Regions from separate parts of the Homo sapiens genome. Here region 1 is linked to region 2. Evidence: chromatin contacts called from ENCODE Hi-C data. All regions are on one chromosome and are shown on one strand. Each heading gives the region's core, a stretch centred on a gene start or an enhancer-like site at or near the end of the contact. The rest is flanking DNA. Distances are from core to core; before and after follow the strand shown. Region 1 overlaps PLCXD3 (phosphatidylinositol specific phospholipase C X domain containing 3). Region 2 holds the start of C6 (complement C6).

Evidence for each region. A loop is a pair of places that touch in the nucleus more often than their neighbours do. Pooled maps may share reads with other maps.
Region 1: a pooled map shows a loop between it and region 2 (1.9-fold over the local background). The contact joins the enhancer-like site here to the promoter of C6 in region 2. A Hi-C loop is called at or near these places in 1 of 50 pooled maps.

Annotation. Positions count from the first base shown.
Region 1 is chr5:41,328,678-41,336,376 of GRCh38, forward strand. All of the region lies in intron 2 of PLCXD3 (phosphatidylinositol specific phospholipase C X domain containing 3), which reads right to left. Among named protein-coding and RNA genes, the nearest start is that of C6, 120 kb to the left of the region's middle. RefSeq lists a silencer at 6,097-6,146. Within about 2 kb of position 6,199, at least 6 of the 41 ENCODE cell types and tissues checked have a DNase peak (open chromatin) inside an H3K27ac peak, as active enhancers do.
Region 2 is chr5:41,207,046-41,214,832 of GRCh38, forward strand. It overlaps C6 (complement C6), which reads right to left and starts at 6,487. Exons shown (of 18, transcript NM_000065.5): 1 at 6,331-6,487.

The DNA.
Region 1 (7,699 bases), core at 4,949-7,448, 120 kb after region 2:
AGGGAAGCCTACAGGAATCAGAAAACCTCCCTCCTTCAAAGAAGCCACAAGAATGAAGAGATGTGAGAACCAGAGGTCGTCTTCTCATATGCTGACATTAAGAACTGGTTTTAAAAAGATTTAAAGAAAAAGATTTAAGAGTTGGAAATGCTGAGGAGTTCTTTTGCAGGTCATACTATTGAGTTCAGTAACCTGCAATGTGCTGACCTTGACTTGTTATTTCATGTCAATCTCCTGCTTAGAATGTTTCAATTACCTCTCAGTGCTTTTAGAACAAAGGTAAAAATGCTTAACTGGCCTACAGGGCCCTGAACAATGGCCACTAGAGGTTTCTTCAGTTTCATCTCTTGTCATTCTTCCCATCAGTGAATGCTAGCCCCGTTATCAGTCTTGCTCATCTTGACCAGCCTAATTTTCCCCAGGGAAACTTCTGGTTTGTTGTTGTTGTTGTTCTTATTTGTTTTGTTTTGTTTTTCCAAAGATGCTTTATCTTCCCTGCCCCGTCACTTGGTGTTAAAAGAGAAATTTCAGTTCTGGTCCTGACTAGAGTAACGTACTTTCATCTTTCAGGTGAAAGTTTAAATGTCACTTCTTCGAAACACTAGTCAGAATTGTAATCGTATTTATGCGTTTGATCAATGTCTGTCTCCCCAACTAGACTGTAAGCTCTTTGAGGGCTGTTTTCCTACTGTTGTAGCCTGGGTGCTTAGCACAGTGCATGGCACAGGCTAAGGACTCAGTAAATATTTGCTGAATAAATGAACAGGCTTTTTGTTTAGAAACAAAGTTTACTTTTAGAACAGAAGTATATGCAGTAACATAATTCATAAAAATGCTACTCAGTATTCCTCATGTGGCTACTGCCACAGATTTTAGTTTGTGGACTCACTGCTTTTTTGCTGAATAAAAGTAATTTTTTACAAAAAATATTGACTTGAAGAATTTTAACTTTTACAAATTTTCAAATTGACCAGTCAATTTGAAAGGTGCCTTTCCTTGTGTTGTACATATAGTGTCAGGAGGTTCTGTGCTAATGATAATGAAAGCAGTAATCATCATCATCATCTTTATAAGAGTAAAGTTTATTAGAATTAATTTTTTTATATAATCAGATGTATTTAATCTATTTTATTATATATTAATTATTAATTATAATTATAGTTGATTATCATTTTATTAATTAGAATTAAGTTTATTAGAAATGTATTATAAATCCATGTCAAATTCTTTTTTAAGTATATGTATTTGTGTATATATAATACCTTTATAACAATTGTATTTCATATATGCTACTTCTCTAACACCTCTAAACTTATATTTTACAGTTATGGGCGAACAATTGTGGATAATAAAAAATTTGTGTCTTTTAATGAATTTGTTTTGAATGCATTTAATTTTCAATGAAGTGTATCTTTTATTGAATGAAATAAATTTCCAAAATCAATTCATTAATTTTTACAGAACTCTCTGATGCACTGGGGGATAAAGATTATTATAAAAATGTCAATGATAGACCGCTAGCAAGACTAATAAAGAAAAAAAGAGAGAAGAATCAAATAGACGCAATAAAAAATGATAAAGGGGATATCAACACCGATCCCACAGAAATACAAACTACCATCAGAGAACACTACAAACACCTCTACGCAAATAAACTAGAAAATCAAGAAGAAATGGATAAATTCCTCGACACATACGCCCTCCCAAGACTAAACCAGGAAGAGGTTGAATCTCTGAATAGAACAATAACAGGATCTGAAATTGTGGCAATAATCAATAGCTTACCAACCAAAAAGAGTCCAGGACCAGATGGATTCACAGCCGAATTCTACCAGAGGTACAAGGAGGAACTGGTACCATTCCTTCTGAAACTATTCCAATCAATAGAAAAAAAGGAATCCTCCCTAACTCATTTTATGAGGCCAGCATCATCCTGATACCAAAGCTGGGCCGAAACACAACCAAAAAAGACAATTTTAGACCAATATCCTTGATGAACATTGATGCAAAAATCCTCAATAAAATACTGGCAAACCGAATCCAGCAGCACATCAAAAAGCTTATCCACCATGATGAAGTGGGCTTCATCCCTGGGATGCAAGGCTGGTTCAATATATGCAAATCAATAAATGTAATCCAGCATATAAACAGAGCCAAAGACAAAAACCACATGATTATCTCAATAGATGCAGAAAAGACCTTTGACAAAATTCAACAACCCTTCATGCTAAAAACTCTCAATAAATTAGGTATTGATGGGATGTATCTCAAAATAATAAGAGCTATCTATGACAAAGCCACAGCCAATATCATACTGAATGGGCAAAAACTGGAAGCATTCCCTTTGAAAACTGGCACAAGACAGGGATGCCCTCTCTCACCACTCCTATTCAACATAGTGTTGGAAGTTCTGGCCAGGGCAATTAGGCAGGAGAAGGAAATCAAGGGTATTCGATTAGGAAAAGAGGAAGCCAAATTGTCCCTGTTTGCAGATGACATGATTGTATATCTAGAAAACCCCATTGTCTCAGCCCAAAATCTCCTTAAGCTGATAAGCAACTTCAGCAAAGTCTCAGGATACAAAATCAATGTACAAAAATCACAAGCATTCTTATACACCAATAACAAACAGAGAGCCAAATCATGAGTGAACTCCCATTCACAATTGCTTCAAAGAGAATAAAATACCTAGGAATCCAACTTACAAGGGAAGTGAAGGACCTCTTCAAGGAGAACTACAAACCACTGCTCAAGGAAATAAAAGAGGATACAAAGAAATGGAAGAATATTCCATGCTTATGGGTAAGGAGAGTCAATATCGTGAAAATGGCCATACTGCCCAAGGTAATTTGTAGATTCAAGGCCATCCCCATCAAGCTACCAATGACTTTCTTCACAGAATTGGGAAAAACTACTTTAAAGTTCATATGGAACCAAAAAAGAGCCCGCATCCCCAAGTCAATCCTAAGCCAAAAGAACAAAGCTGGAGGCATCACGCTACCTGACTTCAAACTATACTACAAGGCTACAGTAACCAAAACAGCATGGTACTGGTACCAAAACAGAGATATAGACCAATGGAACAGAACAGAGTCCTCAGAAATAATGCCACATATCTACAACTATCTGATCTTTGACAAACCTGAGAAAAAAAAGCAATGGGGAAAGGATTCCCTATTTAATAAATGATGCTGGGAAAACTGGCTAGCCATATGTAGAAAGCTGAAACTGGATCCCTTCCTTACACCTGATACAAAAATTAATTCAAGATGGATTAAAGACTTAAACGTTAGACCTAAAACCTTAAAAACCCTAGAAGAAAACCTAGACATTACCATTCAGGACATAGGCATGAGCAAGGACTTCATGTCTAAAACACGAAAAGCAATGGCAACAAAAGCCAAAATTGACAAATGGGATCTAATTCAACTAAAGAGCTTCTGCACAGCAAAAGAAACTACCATCAGAGTGAACAGGCAACCTACAAAATGGGAGAAAATTTTCACAACCTACTCATCTGACAAAGGGCTAATAACCAGAATCTACAATGAACTCCAACAAATTTACAAGAAAAAAACAAACAACCCCATCAAAAAGTGGGCAAAGGACATGAACAGATACTTCTCAAAAGAAGACATTTATGCAGCCAAAAAACACATGAAAAAATGCTCACCATCACTGGCCATCAGAGAAATGCAAATCAAAACCACAATGAGATACCATCTCACACCAGCTAGAATGGCAATCATTAAAAAGTCAGGAAACAACAGGTGCTGGAGAGGATGTGGAGAAATAGGAACACTTTTACACTGTTGGTGGGACTGTAAACTAGTTCACCCCTTGTGAAAGTCAGTGTGGTGATTCCTCAGGGATCTAGAACTAGAAATACCATTTGACCCAGCCATCCCATTACTGAGTATATACCCAAAGGACTATAAATCATGCTGCTATAAAGACACATGCACACATATGTTTATTGCGGCACTATTCACAATAGCAAAGACTTGGAACCAACCCAAATGTCCAACAATGATAGACTGGATTAAGAAAATGTGGCACATATACGCCATGGAATACTATACAGCCATAAAAAATGATGAGTTCATGTCCTTTGTAGGGACATGGATGAAATTGGAAATCATCATTCTCAGTAAACTATCGCAAGAACAAAAAACCAAGCACCGCATATTCTCACTCATAGGTGGGAACTGAACAGTGTGAACACATGGACACAGGAAGGGGAACATCACACTCTGGGGACTGTTGTGGGGTGGGAGGAAGAGGGAGGGATAGCTTTAGGAGATATACCTAATGCTAAATGACGAGTTAACGGGTGCAGCACACCAGCATGGCACATGTATACATTTGTAACTAACCTGCACATTGTGCACATGTACCCTAGAACTTAAAGTATAATAATAATAAAATAATATAAAATAAAAGACAAAAACAAACAAACAAACAAACAAACAAAAACGTCAATGGCTTGTGACTGCCCGTCCCAACCCAGCCTAAGAAATGAAGGCTTCATTGATCTGCAAAGTTTAAAATAATGATCATGGATCTTTCTTCCTTTGAGCAACTGAGCCCCCACAGACCAACTAATTAAAGTCAACTGTGACAGATTTTCAAATGTGTTTTCTTGTCAGTCTTGTCATTTTTGAAAGTTTAGAAATTTCACTTGAAAATGTAAAGAAGAGAATGACAACATGAAAAGAAACTCTTGCCCAGAAGGTTAGTATTTCATACACTGAAGCATTCAGTGGTAAAAGGCAGGGTCTTTGCATCTATAGGTTAAAACAATGGTGAGGGGTTCAAAATAACCTCAGGTAGACAAATGTGTGTCATAAATCATAGCATCTGTAAACACAAGGCTTATGGTTTTTGCTAAATTCATCTCTGTGTAGGAAGCAGCATATCTGATTTATGTCTGATGAAAACAGTTCATTTAAAAAATATTTTTCCCCTAAAATTACACTCAGAGAAATAATTAAGTCATATGAATTATCTGAAAAACAATACTCTAGCAAGCAAGTCTTGAGCTTTTAGGTGACCTGGGATTTCCTGAATAGGGCTAAAGTCCTCCTAAGTCTTACTATGTCCTTCATTATGTATTTTCAGAACTAATTTATTATAACTATTTAGGTGTAAAACAGAAAGTAATTAAAGGCACAGCTAAAGAAAACATTAATCTGAATTTTCCCCTTGTTGCTGCAAAAGGAAAAAAATCCCCTCACCTTGACTTTCCCAGATTCTCTGCCCAAATCAAATTCAAACCCCATTTATAGCTTGATAAAGACATCCGTTTGACAAATATTTATAAAGCAACCCTTATTTGCTAAATATTATTCTGTGTGCTGAGGACACAATGGTGATCAGAAACAAGCACAGCCTTTGCTGAGAGATTTATTTTTAAAACCAACAAACAAAAACAATCACATCAACTGAATTGATGTTAAAAATTTGAGTTTTGGTCCTGACTAGAGTAGAGTAATGTACTTTATTTATAATCTTACATAAATTATGCAAACCTTCTGAGTCTCAATTTTCTCCATTTGTAAGATTAGCAATGATAATACTTTGGGGTTACTACAAGGATCACAGTCATGCCACACCACCTCACTGCCAACACATACCCAGGTGACAATATCTTTGATACTATTACTCAAATGTACTCCAGGGTCATTCAAAACTACTCAGCCACAGCCTTGGGTACAGTCATATTTTGGGAGATGCAGGATTTGCATAGAAGAGCTGCTGTTGCACCAAAAATATTGGGCACAGGAACTGACCAAGCCTCACCCTCATCCTAACGACACTGGATGTTTTCAGTTTTCCAAGTGGAAAATTCCAAGCCCTCAGAAGTACATGGGACATATCTCATCTTATTTACATGCCAAGAAGGTTGTTAGTTTAGTTTAGCTTTTGTTTTGTTTAACAAAAAGTAATGCAGACAAATCAAAGCAAAATATGCCATCCGTTTCCTTTGATAATGGCAACAGCAGCCCTTATTTTTGTTGTGGCAAGGAAAACCATTAAAAATCCATTTTCAATTAAAATAAGTTCATATAAACTACAAGAAAAAATGGTGTTTAAGAGTTCATAAAATGCACTCTGTCCTCAGGCTCATCGTTTGCTCCAAGTCAGGGTTTCAAAATGAGTCACAAACCCTGCCAGGAGACAGAATGTGAGCACAGCCAGCCCTTGATGGGGGCCTCCTGGCGTGCAGGGACTATTTTGTCTTCTAGTTTTCCAGGGGAATGAAAGAATAAAGAAAGCTTTGCAATTTTTAAACAAAGAGACCCTTCTGTATGTTAATAAGATTTCGATTGCCAGGAAACAGACAATGGGTTTTCTTTCAAGGGCAGAACTCTTCTGTGTGGGATCACATGTTCTCACTTCACAGTTTCTTCCTCGGCACAAGTAGCCCCTCACTCAGTGCAAATGCACGGGGAATTTGGGTACTCAAAGCTCAAAAGCAATTTACCTTCCTCAAAGCAGACAGTTTCTATCGCTAGCACTGTCCTTCCTTTCCCTTCTTTGGAAAAATTTCCATTTGATAAGAAAGAGCTGTGATGAAAGGAAGTTTTACATTTCTGATTTTGCTTGGAGCAAATATCTCAAGGACTATCTAGGTTTATCCTTTGGCTCTCAGTAGTTAGATCCACTTAAGAGTTCTGGATCTAGTACTATTAGAGGCAGTAATGTTGAAACCCACAACACAAATCAATTACCCTTAATCCATAGTCACATGAGTTAACAAAAATGCTACTTCACTGTTGGCAGGATCGTTTTATTAATCCAGGTTTAGTATTGACTACCTACTGCTGATTGGAAGTTCTAGCGTATTCTGTGTGTCTTTAATTTTAGCAATGGGAAAATAAAGTATTACTTTAAAAATATGCATTTATTAAGAAGAGAAGGGCTTTGTGGAGAGAAATAGGGAAATAGGTCCTTGATGGTGAGATCCTGGAAACTGCTGGTCTCCATGGCATTCATACATTTGCTCATACTGTCAACAAGTGTTTATTGAGTACCCATCATGTGGCATTTGTTGGGGTGGATACAGGGATGAATCAGATATGGTCCCTGACTTGACTATGGGACTAGTTCCAGAATTACTTGAAATCCTACAGACAGAAATTGCTGAATTGCTCTGAATAGCCTTGCATGGAAACATAGGAAAAGGAGATGTCCATAAAGCCTCCTTTGGCTTCATGAACTAGCTGTTTGTCTCTTTATTGGCACACATTCCAATTCTAAAGGAAATGTTCCGTGGACTCTCACAAATTCATGAGGCTAAATAAAAACTACTCCCCAAGGACTCATAAGTAAGTGAGTATTTATCGACTTTTAATGGACTCCCTCCAATCGATTCAGGAAGATCAAGAGCTTTGGAATCAGACAGAGTCATATTTGAGTTATAATAACATGTGGCCTTTGGAAGGTTATTTAACTTCCCCAATTCTCATCTTCCTCGTTGTATAATGACAATAATAATGGTACTACTTCATAGTGTTTTTGTAACAATAAAATGAAACAATACATTATAGATAGGTGGTATGGCATAGAGGATAAGAGTGAAGACTTTGGAGCAGAGTGTCTGAATTCAAATCCTGGGTAAGTCACTTATGTAAGAGAATAATAAAAGTGAATAGTAAATTAAATGAAATAAAGCATATAAAATTTCGTAAAATAC
Region 2 (7,787 bases), core at 5,237-7,736:
GCCAGAAGAGAGTAGGGGCCAATATACAACATTCTTAAAGAAAAGAATTTTCAACCCAGAATTTCGTATCCAGCCAAACTAAGCTTCATAAGTGAAGGAGAAATAAAATACTTTACAGACAAGGAAATGCTCAGAGATTTTTGTCACCACCAGGCCTGCCTTACAAGAGCTCCTGAAGGAAGCACTAAACATAGAAAGGAAAAACTGGTACCAGCCACTGCAAAAACATGCCAAATTGTAAAGACCATCAATGCTAGGAAGAAACTGCATTAACTAATGGGAAAAATAACCAGCTAACATCATAATGACGGGTTCAAATTCACACATAACAATATTAACCTTAAATGTAAATGGGCTAAATGCCCCAATTAAAAGACATAGACTGGCAAATTGGATAAAGAGTCAAGACCCATCAGCGTGCTGTATTCAGGAGACCCATCTCATGTGCAGAGACACACATAGGCTCAAAATAAAGGGATAGAGGAAGATCTACCAAGCAAATGGAAAACAAAAAAAGGCAGGTGTTGCGATCCTAGTCTCTGATAAAACAGACTTTAAACCAACAAAGATCAAAAGAGACAAAGAAGGCCATTACATAATGGTAAAGGGATGAATTCAAAAAGAAGAGCTAACTATCCTAAATATATACGCACCCAATATAGGAGCACTCAGATTCATAAAGCCAGTCCTTAGAGATCTACAAAGAGACTTAGACTCCCACACAATAATAATGGGAGATTTTAAAACCCCACTGTCAACATGAGACAGATCAACAAGACAGAAAGTTAACAAGGATATCCAGGAATTGAACTCAGCTCTGCACCAAGCGGACCTAATAGACATCTCCAGAACTCTCCACCCCAAATCAACAGAATATATATTCTTCTCAGCACCACTTAGCACTTATTCCAAAATTGACCACAGAGTTGGAAGTAAAGCACTCCTCCGCAAATGTAGAACAGAAATTACAACAAACTGTCTCTCACATCACAGTGCAATCAAACTAGAACTCAGGGTTAAGAAACTCAAAACGCTCAACTACATGGAAACTGAACAACCTGCTCTTGAATGACTACTGGGTACATAACGAAATGAAGCCAGAAATAAAGATGTTCTTTGAAACCAATGAGAACAAAGACATAACATACCAGAATCTCTGGGACACATTTAAAGCAGTGTGTAGAGGGAAATTTATAGCACTAAATGCCCACAAGAGAAAGCAGGAAAGATCCAAAATTGACACCCTAACATCACAATTAAAAGACCTAGAGAAGCAAGAGCAAACACATTCAAAAGCTAGCAGAAGGCAAGAAATAACTAAGATCAGAGCAGAACTGAAGGACATAGAAACACAAAAAACCCTTCAAAAAATAAATGAATCCAGGAGCTGGTTTTTTGAAAAGATTGACAAAACTGATAGACCACCAGCAAGACTAATAAAGAAGAAAAGAGAGAAGAATGAAATAGACACAATAAAAAATGATAAAGGGGATATCACCACCGATCCCACAGAAATACAAACTACCATCAGAAAATACTATAAACACCTCTACACAAATAAACTAGAAAATCTAGAAGAAATGGATAAATTCCTGAACACATACAACCTCTCAAGACAAAACCAGGAAGAAGTTGAATCCCTGAATAAACCAATAACAGGCTCTGAAATTGAGGCAATAATTAATAGCTTACCAACCAAAAAAAGTCCAGGACCAGATGGATTCACAGCCGAATTCTACCAGAGGTACAAGGAGGAGCTGGTACCATTCCTTCTGAAACTATTCCAATCAATAGAAAAAGAGGGAATCCTCCCTAACTCATTTTATGAGGCCAGCATCATCCTGATACCAAAGCCTGGCAGAGACACAACGAAAAAAGAGAATTTTAGACCAATATCCCTGATGAACATCGATGCAAAAATCCTCAATAAAATACTGGCAAACTGAATCCAGCAGCACATCAAAAAGCTTATCCACCACAATCAGGTTGGCTTCACCCCTGGGATGCAAGTCTGTTTAACTTACCCAAATCAATAAATGTAATCCATCATAAAAACAGAACCAACGACAAAAACCACATGATTATCTCAATAGATGCAGAAAAGGCCTTCGACAAAATTCAACAGCACTTCATGCTAAAAACTCTCAATAAACTAGGTATTGATGGGATGTATCTCAAAATAATAAGAGCTATTTATGACAAACCCACAGCCAGTATCATACCGAATGAGTAAAAACTGGAAGCATTCCCTTTGAAAACTGGCACAAGACAAGGATTCCCTCTTTCACCACCCCTATTCAACATAGTGTTGGAAGTTCTGGCCAGGGCAATCAGGCAGGAGAAAGAAATAAAGGGTATTCAATTAGGAAAAGAGGGAATGAAATTGTCCCTGTTTGCAGATGACATGATTGTATATTTAGAAAATCTCATCATCTCAGTCCAAAATCTCCTTAAGCTGATAAGCAACTTCAGCAAAGTCTCAGGATACAAAATCAATGTGCAAAAATCACAGACATTCCTATATACCCATAATAGACAGAGAGCCAAATCATGGTAAACTCCCATTCACAATTGCTTCAAAGAGAATGAAATACCTAGGAATCCAACTTACAAGGGATGTGAAGGACCTCTTCAAGGAGAACTACAAACCACTGCTCAATGAAATAAAAGAGGACACAAACAAATGGAAGAACATTCCATGCTCATGTGTAGGAAGAATCAATATCGTGAAAATGGCCATACTGCTCAAGGTAATTTATAGATTCAATGCCATCCCCATCAAGCTACAAATGACTTTCTTCACAGAATTGGTAAAAACTACTTTAAGGTTCATATGGTACCAAAAAAGAGCCTGCATTGCCAAGACAATCCTAAGCCAAAAGAACAAAGCTGGAGGCATCTTGCTACCTGACTTCAAACTATATTACAAGGCTACAGTAACCAAAACAGCATGGTACTGGTACCAAAACAGAGATATAGACCAATGGAACAGAACAGAGCCCTCAGAAATAATACCACACGTCTACAGCCATCTGATCTTTGACAAATCTGACAAAAACAAGCAATGGGGAAAGGATTCTTTATTTAATAAATGGTGTTGGGAAAACTGGCTAGCCATATGTAGAAAGCTGAAACTGGATCCCTTCCTTGCACCTTATACAAAAATTAATTCAAGATGGATTAAAGACTTAAATGCTAGACCTAAAACCATAAAAACCCTAGAAGAAAACCTAGGCAATACCATTCAGGACATAGGCATGGGCAAGGACTTCATGACTAAAACACCAAAAGCAATGGCAACAAAAGCCAAAATTGACAAATGGGATCTAATTAAACTAAAGAGCTTCTGCTCAGCCAAAGAAACTACCATCAGAGTGAACAGGCAACCTACAGAATGGGAGAAAATTTTTGCAATCTACCCATCCGACAAAGGGCTAATATCCAGAATCTACAAAGAACTCAAACAAATTTACAAGAAAAAATCAAACAACCCCATCAAAAAGTGGGCAAAGGATATGAACAGACCCTTGACATTTGAGAAATGTCTTCTCAAAAGAAGACATTTATGCAGCCAACAGAGATATGAAAAAAATGCTCATCATCGCTGGCCATCAGAGAAATGCAGATCAAAACCACAGTGAGATACCATCTCACACCAGTTAGAATGGCGATCATTAAAAAGTGAGGAAACAACAGGTGCTGGAGAGGATGTGGAGAAATAGGAACATTTTACACTGTTGGTGGGACTGTAAACTAGTTCAACCATTGTGGAAGGCAGTGTGGTGATTCCTCCAGGATCTAGAACTAGAAATACCATTTGACCCAGCCATCCTGTTACTGGGTATCTACCCAAAGGATTATAAATCATGCTGCTATAAAGACACATACATACATATGTTTATTGTGGCACTATTCACAATAGCAAAAACTTGGAACCAACCCAAATGTCCATCAATGATAGACTGGATTAAGAAAATGTGGCACATATACACCATGGAATACTATGTAGCCATAAAAAATGATGAGTTCATATCCTTTGTAGGGACATGGATGAAGTTGGAAACCATCATTTTGAGCAAACTATCACAAGGACAGAAAACCAAACACTGAATGTTCTCACTTATAGGTGGGAATTGAACAATGAGAACACTTGGACACAGGGTGGTGAACATCATACACCGGGGCCTGTAGTGGGGTGGGGGTAGGGGAGAGGCATAGCATTAGGACATATACCTAATGCTAAATGACGAGTTAATGGGTGCAGTACACCAACATGGCATATGTATACATATGTAACAAACCTTCACGTTGTGCACATGTACCCTAGAACTTAAAGTATAATAAAAAAAAATGAGGGGCTTTTTTTCCCACTCCACTTGCAAGCTGATTCTAGTTCGTCGGTAAGTAACTCGCCTTTCCTGGTTTTCCTCAGCAACACAGAACCACAGGGTATTGGGACAATAGTAGCCAGATAGAATTTAAGTCGTGATCAGACATATAATGTGAGTCCCAAACATTTGGGAGCTGAGGCTCCCAAATAATGTGAAGCTTTCCTTTCAACCACTAGATAGACTAGAGAAGCCACTCCCCTATACCCTTCACCCTTGCCCCCCACTGCCAAAATTGGAATTTTCTCATACAGGGACCTTTTCAGCAAGAAAAACTAAATAGATACTTTGTTGTTGTTTTTTTTTCTTATTAGATGTTGGACAAGACAGATATCTTCCAGAATATTTCCTCAATTGTAGAGAAAACAAATTCTTAAAGCTTCTGGTGAAATTTTCATGTAAATAATTTGGAGAAGTTAAATTGCAAGAGATTACTAATTCTCAGTTCTCAGCAGACACTGTCTTTTAACTTCCAAAAGCTTGAAAGGTATGGGTGAGTTTTATTCCAATTATCATCAAAAACTGCAAAAACAGAACCCTTATAAAATATTCTGATCGCTCTTTAAGCTATAACTGTTCTGAGGCAATATGGAGCCTGATATAAATTAAGATGGTAACATTAAAACTTATTTGATGAGGTACTAATGAAAGAGCTAATTGGTAGCTTTTCTTTTTTAATATTCTATTATTAGGAATACAAATTGTTTTATGTTAAAACAATTTTATTTTTATTTATTTATTTTTTTGAGACAGAGTTTCATTCTTTCACCCAGGCTGGACTGCAGTGGCAGGATCTCAGCTCACTATAAACTCAGCCTCCTGGGTTCAAGCAATTCTCTGCCTCAGCCTCCCGAGTAGCTGGGATTACAGGCCCCTGCCACCACACCCAGCTAATTTTTGTATTTTTAGTGAACTCGGGGTTTCACCATTTTGGTCAGGCTCGTCTTGAACTCCTGACCTTGTGATTCACCTGCCTCGGCCTCCCAAAGTGCTGGGATTACAAGCGTGAGCCACCAAGCCCAGCAACAATTTTTAATCAAATAAAAATAATTACTTCTCTGAATTTTTTTGTTATGATGGCCTAGCATATTGTATTATATGGTTTCTTATTTATTAATTTCCACATCTCTAGGCATTCTGGAGGTATCTAAAATTACACACAGGCATTTTACCCATTACTGTACAATTTTCATACAAACATAGAATAAAAGAATGTTCGGTCAATAGAGGAAGATAGGAAAAAAGTCTTCCACTTCAGTGCCATCGTAGAAAAGCAGAAATTCTTCAGTTTTCTCATAGTTGCCATCCCCTCTTGAGTTTTCCAAAAATCAGTGATCCCATTGAACCATTGATGATAGCTTTATGAGCATTTAGAGAATTTCAATTAAAATGAAGCCCATCTTATTCTAACCTGTCACTTTCTAATGTATTTTACTCACATGAACCATTTGTCTGCAAGGCAGTTCAGCATATCTTACCCAACAGATTTCTGAGGATGCTCTAGTTTATCCCCAGCTATAGGTTCTTCCTTTACATCTCCATGTAAACTTACTGAATTTCTTATTTCTTATTATTTTTTTCTGTGCATGCCCAGAGGCTCAAGAAATGAGCCTTTCTATCTTTCTACCTTTACTATCGCCAAGGTAAGCTGGGTAGTCCAGGTGCATGACTGACCTTGGCTAAAGAGTATGTTTGCTTTACTTTTAACTAATTTAACTCATAGAGAAACTTGATCTCAAATGTCCTCTGGAATGACATTTGTTTAAAAAACATGACCTCTGGTTCTTTTCAGATTTAAACAAAGCAATTATAAAAAAGAAAGACAAAGAAATGGTTATAGTCTGAGTTACATATTTTTATGCATGAAATTGTAATTTTGTTGGAAACATGATTAACAATTTTGAAATATTAAGATTGAAAATGAAATCATCATATTACTCACCTTTAAGCAGAGTTTGTGGTGTCCTCGGACCTAAGCTGCAAATTATTGGGGAAAAAATAGGTATGCAGAATGAAGAGGGTATATATGTTAATCCAAACAAAGCTTCTTTTCTTATTGCTAGCTAACACAAGGCAATGCTGTCATATCCCAGAAGCCTAGCAACACCTAGAGGGTTGTCAAAATAAATGTTCTCTGGAACTTGAACTTTGCAAATGATTACACCAATCAGTAGTAACCCTGAAACTCTGGGTGTTGGATGTTACACAGAGTCCTGAATTTTCAGTGAGTTTTCAATTCAAGGGCTATTGTAGTAGCTATTGCTACTGCATAGAAATCTCTCTTTCCATTTTAAAGAATCCTTTAGATTAATTGCTTAAAATTGCTGCCCCCCTTAGGAATGTATAGATTCTTAGTTTTTGATTATAGAATAGTTATTGGTAACTATTTAAGAAATGTTTTTGGAGACAATGTGATTGTGTATGTAGAAAATTCAAAAGAATCTACAAACATTAGAATTAATAAATGAATTTAGTATGATTTATCAACACAAGTTTATTATAGTAAAAAGTGTTTCTATATGCCAGCAAAACCAAACAGAAAATTTAATTTGGAAAGAATTAAAATAGCAATGATCAAATGGGCTCTTTATATGTAATGATGATTACGCTTCTCTGAAATGGTTGCAATTTAACTTTAGATTGAAGTAAAATGGATTTCATCCTAAGGTGAAGCAGAACAAAATAGTGCAATAGAAAAGAAAAAAAACTATAGGGACTGAGAATGTGGATACATATTCTAGTCTTGTTTCTGCACTAAGCAGCTACCAGCTATGTGAGCTTCAATAAATCACTATACCTCATTGGAACACTGGTCCCTCATTTGTAAAACAAGTGTTTTTCAAACTTTTTTCAAAGCAGTAGAAAACAACTAAAACAAATATTCCTTAGACAGCTTAGATTTTTATCACATGGTGGGAAATGATGATCTCAGCAAGTCTAAAGATTACTTGAAACACAGCTGGGAACCCACCACTCAAAGGTCACATAGTTTAATATACATGGTAGTAACTTTCCCAAGGCCAGAGTAAGTCAGAACTGGAATACAGATGATCTGATTTCCAGTCTTTTTTCTCTCTCTTATACTACATTGAGATTTTAAAGATTGAAATTTGGGCCTAAAGAGAAAGTAGAGTGGTGTGCTGCAGACCAGTGTTGAAGCTAGTTTGGGGCTGGGATAGCAGCTTCACCCTTGATTACCTGAGAAGATAAACAGGAAAAGAAATATTTGGTGATTGGACAAGAATATATGTCATTTAATTTGCATATTTCTTTCTTTAATTGGTCTTTGAGGTCCTAAAATAAAATTCATTTGTCCTGAGTTCAAGGTGTTTGGAGCTAAAGGCAAATACTGGAAGTCATAATACAGAGAGATGCAAAGTTAGGTGCCAGTAGGATGAG